Linked DNA regions of Mus musculus: region 1 is linked to region 2. A link is a contact called in ENCODE Hi-C or POLR2A ChIA-PET data. All regions are on one chromosome and are shown on one strand. The core of a region is the stretch at or near the end of the contact, and the rest is flanking DNA. Distances in the headings are between cores, read along the strand shown. Region 1 holds the start of A530088E08Rik (RIKEN cDNA A530088E08 gene). Region 2 holds the start of Akap8l (A kinase (PRKA) anchor protein 8-like).

Evidence for each region. A loop is a pair of places that touch in the nucleus more often than their neighbours do. ChIA-PET counts read pairs that join two places held with the same protein, here RNA polymerase II (POLR2A).
Region 1: a map of regulatory T cell shows a loop between it and region 2 (2.0-fold over the local background). The contact joins the promoter of A530088E08Rik here to the promoter of Akap8l in region 2. A Hi-C loop is called at or near these places in 2 of 37 maps with a recorded cell type or tissue (T-helper 17 cell and regulatory T cell). POLR2A ChIA-PET finds 5 or more read pairs at or near these places in 2 of 5 experiments (both embryonic stem cell).

The regions. Positions count from the first base shown.
Region 1 is chr17:32,400,751-32,404,369 of GRCm38, forward strand. A530088E08Rik (RIKEN cDNA A530088E08 gene) reads left to right here and starts at 2,264. Exons shown (of 1, transcript NR_029458.1): 1 at 2,264-3,619. It overlaps Rasal3 (RAS protein activator like 3), which reads right to left and starts at 2,831. Exons shown (of 18, transcript NM_001374604.1): 1 at 2,771-2,831; 2 at 2,306-2,649. The coding sequence starts at 2,633.
Region 2 is chr17:32,348,796-32,352,122 of GRCm38, forward strand. It overlaps Akap8l (A kinase (PRKA) anchor protein 8-like), which reads right to left and starts at 1,782. Exons shown (of 14, transcript NM_017476.2): 1 at 1,692-1,782. The coding sequence starts at 1,704.

The sequences.
Region 1 (3,619 bases), core at 1,014-3,513, 52 kb after region 2:
AGGGAAAGTATATGGTGTCTCTGAACAAAGGCTGGCAGATGAACAAATCAAGGGAAGGGCAGTAAAGGCTGGACGGAAGTGTCTGCAGTCAGTTAGGATCTATGGTGCTGGGGACTGAGCCCCGGGCTCGGCTTGTACTAAGCATACCCTCCACCAGTGGACTACCCCAATCCCCGCTGTGGGAGTAGTGGGAGATGCTGAGCTAGGAAGGAACATGCTTGTTTGGTAGAAAGCACTGTCTGGAGCCTGTGTAGTGGGCCAGCTCTGGCACTTTACAGGGCCTCAGAATACTGCTGCAGGGCTGGGCGCTTAGCCCAGTAGTAGAGCACTTGCCTTTTGTGTGTGAGTCCCTAAACTGGAAAAAAAGAAAGGAAGAAGGAAGGAAGGAAAGAAGGAAGGAAGGAAGGAAGAAAAAAAGAAAGAAAGAAAGAAAGAAAGAAAGAAAGAAAGAAAGAAAGAAAGAAAGAAAGAATTGGGCCTGGTGGTGCACACCTTTAATCCCCACAAACAGGAGACAGGGACAGGCAGATCTGTGAGTCTGAGGACAGCCAGGTCTATGCAGCAAGAGCCTATCTTGGAAAAAAAAATCCCCATAATATGAAACCACTTTTCTAAATATAACATGAAGGCTGAGCTGTTTCTATGACATTTATTTAGTTTGTGCTTGTGCACACACATTTGCCATGGCACAAGTGGAGGCCGGAGAACAGCTTGACTTTATTGATTTATTTGTGTGGGTTCAGGAAGGGGAAGGGCAACACTTAGGTGTCAGTCTCTCCTTGGCCATGTGGGCTCAGGGTTTCCACCAGGTGCTTTGACTTGCCGGTCACCTCGCCAGAGCCTCAGTTGTTTTGAGATAAAGCCTTGTTACATGGCTTACGCAGGCCTAGAACTCAAGACTGATCATCTTCCTGCTCCTGCCTTCCAAGTGCTGGGATTTTAGTAGTCCTAACCCTGATGAATGGAAGGCATTTCAAAACTTTCCAGGAAAAGAGCTGAACTAACCATGAGCTTCCAGCAAACGCCAGCTCAACCAATCTTTCTTTTTTTTAAAGATTTATTTATTTATTATATGTAAGTACACTGTAACTGTCTTCAGACACACCAGAAGAGGGCATCAGATCTCATTATGGATGGTTGTGAGCCACCATGTGGTTGCTGGGATTTGAACTCATGACCTTCAGAAGAGCAGTCAGAGCTCTTAACCACTGAGCCATCTCTCCAGCCCGGAACCAACCTTTTAGGTGTATTTTCAACCCGATTTTACCACTAGAGGTGATACATACAACTCTTCTTTTTTTCTTGGTGGTGGGTGTAAAACCCACAATCCCACAACCCCTCCCATGTTAAGCAAGTGCTCTATCACCGAGCCACATCCGAGGCCCTAACTCTTTCCTACAATTGGATCTCTTAGTATATGCTAGGCCCTGGTCTCTAATCTTCCTAGTGTCCACTAGTCTCCCAGTTCTCATTTTGCAGCAGGTTTGTAACTGTTCCTCCCCCACCCACTACAACGTGAACTCCACAGGGCAGGGAGTGTCATCTGCTTTGCTGACATCTCTCCTTAGTGCTTCACTCAGGGACCAATTCGATGCTCAAAAAACTTCTGCTTGGCCCAGCAAGATGGCTCAGCAAATAAAGGTGCTTGCCTCCAAGGCTGTCTGAGTTTGATCCCCAGGACTCACGTAATTGAAGGAGAGAACTGACTCCTGAAAGTTGTCCTTTGACTCCAGGAACCATGGCTTGCTTGCTCCTTTCTAATATAAATAAATAAATGCAGGTTGTCCTCTGACCTCAACACGTGTTGTGATAAAGGACACACACACACACACACACACACACTGAATGAACATCTGCTTGAATGAATGAATGAATGAATGAATGAATGTTGTCTTTAAGGCAGAGAAGGGGAATTTCACATTCAAGGAAACAAAGTAAGACATAGGCTATGTATATATGGCAGCTCAAATCCACATGTAGCCAACGGCTTGGTCTACTGGATACCGAAGACAACAACCGTCAGTGCCAAGAACAATTAGACATCCTCACAGTACTAAGGTGCATGCATCCATTCAATGCTCCTTTCTCAGCTGAACCCCAGCTGCCTACGGGTCCTGCCAGTCTTCCTCGCCCCAGTTTAGGGGGAAAGAGAGATGAGCGCTGCTAGGGGCCCCAGCCGCTTCCTGCTGGGCTTTCATACTCCCCACAACTTCCTGTGTCTAGAGGGCTGATGCTAGATTGACAGACAAACACCCAGGCTTCCGGCCACCCAGCCTAGCCCCAGCTGGATTGGGGGAGAGCGTACCTGGGGCCTTCGGATTTGGCTTGGGTTCCAGTGGTGCCACGTTCTTGTGCCTTCCCCACAGGGTCTTGGAAAACCGGAGGCGATTGGACCGTGACTCCTTAGGGGGTGCAGAGAGGACCCGACGAAACAGAGATCTGGGGGCTGGCTGGCTGTTCACCATGGGCTCCTGATGGCTCAGGGCCCTTCCCCAGCCTGCAAAGCGGCCCCAGCGGAACCCTCCAGCAGCCTTTTCCCCACTGCCTCCAGTGTGCCAGCGGTAGGATGTCAGCGGAGAGGGCAGCGAGGGCTGCGTTTGGGAATCTTCTTCACTCTGCAACGGTGGGTCCATGGCGGAGGAGTCTCTGCTGCGAGACCAAAAGGTTCTGAACATTGTCTGCCCACATTCTGGCTTCATCTTCCCTGGTCTCTTCTCAGCTTCGCCTCCAGGAACATACTTGAGGATGCCACACGTACACCCTCCCTTACCTTGATTTCCTGGCCAGTCCAGAACCAGCAGCCGTCTGTACTGTGCCTAGCTTCCTTCCTCAGAACCTAGCTCCACGTGACCCTGTCTTGTCTCCCCCGCCCCCCCCCCTTTACAGTCAGGCTGGGAGGGCATGATGGGGGCAGGATGCGGAGGTGGCGGGGTGGAAGAGAGGTTGGCAGTTCTGGCTTCTGACGAGAAGGTCTAGGAGGCAGTACATACTTCTCTTTGAGCTTCAGTTGCCTTCTGTGAAATGGGAACATCTTGGATAAATGCTGGCTAGCAAGGCCCCCTAAAGTCTCCTGGTGGCCGGAGTGTGGAAAGACTCACTTATGTAGGGAAGCTGCCACAATTTTATTGGAATGGATTTATTATTTGTGTGTGTGTGGATGCTATAGTGCTCATATGGTGATCAAAGGACAGCCATGTGGAGGTAGAGTCAGTTCTCTCCCACCTTTGTGTGAGATTGGAGGCTGGAACTCCGGATCGTACATGGCAAGTGACATTACCCGCTGAGCCATTCACCAGCCCCTCCACCTTGGGAGTGGAACCTAGGGCCTGGGTGCAAGGCCTATGCTCTATTACTTAGCCACATGCCTAGCCGTCTTTTCATTTTTTATTATACAGACCGGGCCTTGAGCTCACGGCATGTGTTGTAGCCCAGGCTGGCCTTGGACTCTTGGCTAGACGTTCCCCAAACCAGTGTTAAGTTAGAACTAAAGATTGCATGTTCGTGACAGTTGTAGCCCTCATTGTGCCACACCTCCAGTCCTTGTTCTAGCATGGTTATGTGGCTCTCCTCAGATCCAGTATTTCCCCTGCTAGGCAGACATCCAATAGACATGGCCACC
Region 2 (3,327 bases), core at 532-3,031:
ACATTCAGGAAAAACACTCATATGAACAAAATTAAATAAACAAATTTATTAAAAAAAAAAAACACTGAAGGGTTGGAAATATGCTGCTCAATTGTGAGGACGAGAGTCAGATCCTAGAACCCATGTCAGGCGGCTCACTCACAACCCTCCGTTAACTCCAGTTTCAAGGGACCCATGTTCTCTTCTGGTCCCAAGGGGCACCTTCATACATGGCTGACACACTCACACAAACACATACATGTAGATGCAGACAGATACATGTAAATAAAGTAAAGTATGTTGTGGTGGAAGCCATACTATGCGCTTCAGGCTGCAGAGTTGCAGCCCTACCCTTTATCCACTAGATGTCAGTAGCACTGCATACCAGTCCCCCACCTCCACCCCCCCCCTGCCCATACACACATTATATAGATAAGACAAAACAGGACTCCAGATATTGCCAAATGTACCCCTGGGAGGTGTGAGGCAGGCAAAATCACCCTGGTTGAGAACCACTGGCCTAGAGGATGGTTGTTAAAAATCCCAAGGTTCTTGGCAAGCATTTGACCCAGGGGCTTAGGAGGACTGGCATAAAGCTCAGGTTCCATTGAAAGCCTTAAACATTCCAAACAGAATGTGGGTTATCCAGCAACCACTTAAGTTCAAGCCTGAAATACCTCCAGTAAAGTGGGAGGCACTGTCTGTGGCACTGACTGATAAGTTTCATTGGCAAACCCAGGGAGCCTTGGCAACTAACTCACTCAAGAATGATTCTACAGTCACTCAAGCATATTCCACACCCCTCACCATGCTCCTCACCCACCTTCCTCTTTGCTCAAATATCACTGATCTAAGTAGGTAGGCGGTTCCAGCCCAGTATGTTTTACAGCGACAGCTATCTTTACTCTTTCCTATTTTGCTTACATCTCTTCTTAAACGTCACCCTTCCCAGAGGCTTCAAAGCTCTCCGTGTAATGGCTGAATCTCTTCAGGATACCCAAGACCCAAAATAATATATTTATTGTATTTTGTCTGTCCTCGCCTATAAGATGCTTAAGAAATTCTTGTCAGCATTCAGTGTCTATTCAGCACCTGATTCGGTAAGTTGAGTGGAAAGTAGTCATTCGTCACCAGGGTTCAAGCTTGCTCTCTAAAGCTCCCTGCAACGGTTCAGAGCCTTCATATAGATTTACAGATTCTCACCGCCCCCTGGGGGAGTGAGGTAGGGGAGGTTGGCTCTCCCCCCCTCCCGCTTTATACCAGATGAAGTGGGGGGAGTGCCATGAGTAAGGGTCTGCGACGTTTTGCACAGAAACTGCTCAAGGGAGGCAATGGCGACAGCAGCCGCCCCAACGGACTGATCTCAGAAGCTCAGGCCTGAGAAGCGACGTCTTAGACGTGGGTGTCCGTGGGGCACTAGCCAGGGAATGACGAACGGAGGTGCGGGAAGCCTGAACCTAACGTTGAGGCCCAAGACCTACGGTCACAGAAGACACAAGCAAATCCTTGAGTAGCCAGGAGAGTCCAAGATGCCCGGCTGAGGTCAGTGAGAGCCGAAGCTTGAGGGATGCGACCCCGAAGGGAAGAGCCTAAGACGCCATTTTGTGACCACAGAGGGCAATGACCACGACACTACAAGAGGAGATCCTAGCATGACTCAGCCCGTCCTGACGCCCCGGCCCAGAGCGCTGCCTTCACCCTGTTGGGCCTACCTGTGTAGCTCATGGCCGCAGAGAACACCCGAGCCGTGGACACAGACCGCTACTCTGCGCGTCTGACGCCACAACAATCCCTGGGGTCCTTCCACACACGCTCCAGCCCCGCCTCCTTATCTCATTGGCTTCTGCAAACCTCGGACTTCACGCCTATTGGTTTCGCTACCTGTCTATTTTTACACCTCTTCGTGACAGTGGTTGGAGATACTGCCAACCCCCGACGACCCCGCCTTACTCTCCGCCTCCTGTTAACAAAAACCTGCGCCAATAGGCCAAGGGGAGAAGATGGAAAGGTTCGAAGGGGCGGAGCTGCATGCAACCTAGAGGTCCGAGCCCACGCGTGTGCTCGCCTGGTGTGTGCGAGCGAGACACTTGCCAGCGTGAGCAGAGACGACCGTCTTGCGCCCCGCCACTGAAATGAAGTCAAGAATGGTAAAGCCATGTTGAAAGGAGAAAATTAGTATCTAACTGCTAAACAAGGTCCTGACAAACGTTATGTGAGATAACGTTAAAACAAACGAAGAAGGCCATGTGTAGTAGCTGACTTCTGTAACCCCAGAATACCGGAGCCTGAGACAGAATGACTCGAGTTTGAGGTCAGATTATACTATATGAATTCTAAGCCACTCTGGGTTCCAGTGAGTCCCCGTTTCAAGGAGGGGTAAAGAATTAGGGCCAGTTTCACAAAGTAAATAGTAAATATTATTTTCTTATTAATCGTTACATAACAATTAATAGTGTTTGTAAGGATATAGCTTGGTGGAAAAACATTTTATCCTAGCATGTACAGAAGGCCTTATGTGAGCTCTCCAACTGCAAAATAAAGATGCTTTTGAAAATTTTATGTGTATTAGTGTTTTGCTTGCGCGTGTCTGTGTGAGGGTGTCAGATCACCTGAACTGGAGTTTCAGACAGCCCTGAGCTGCCATGAAGGTACTGGGAATTGAACCTGGGTCCTCTGGGAAAACAGCTAGTGCTCTTAACTGCTGAGCCATCTCTCCTGCCTCTCAAAAACCACTTTAAAAATAACTGTTTATGTGTATGCTATTTGTTATACAAGTAGTATATCTCAATGTATCATATATTATTGCAAATGCTTGACATAAGAACCTATGTTCAATGCTCAGCTCCACAAAACGAAAAATGTAACCCAGTACCAGCCTTGTTCTAAGCACTATGCCTGGCTCCTCCTGGCTGTGTGGAAAGTCACCATGGGAGGTATCCTTGGAAGAACCCTAAAAATAAAACAATGGATAAACTACAGCAAGCTCTGCTTCTATGATTCATGTACCTTCTTATGGTTTTGAGAAATGTTAAAGTAGGTGTTCTATTGGTATTAAGGAATGTTTATCAATTCTTTTTAGGCTTATGTATTTGTTTTGCTTGAATATATGTCTATGCAACTACATGCACCCCCAGTGCCTGAGGTGGTCAGAAGAGGGTACTGGATACCCTGGAGTTACTGTGAGCTGCCATGTGGGTGCTGGGAACCAAATCCAAGTTCTCTGTAAGAGCAGTGTGTGTTCTTTGCCATTGAGCCACCTCTCAGTTCTTGTTAGCAGTTTCTTTAGGGGTAATAACAATGGCATTCTTTAAAAGGCCTAGATCCTTCAAAGAAACATACTGAAATAGT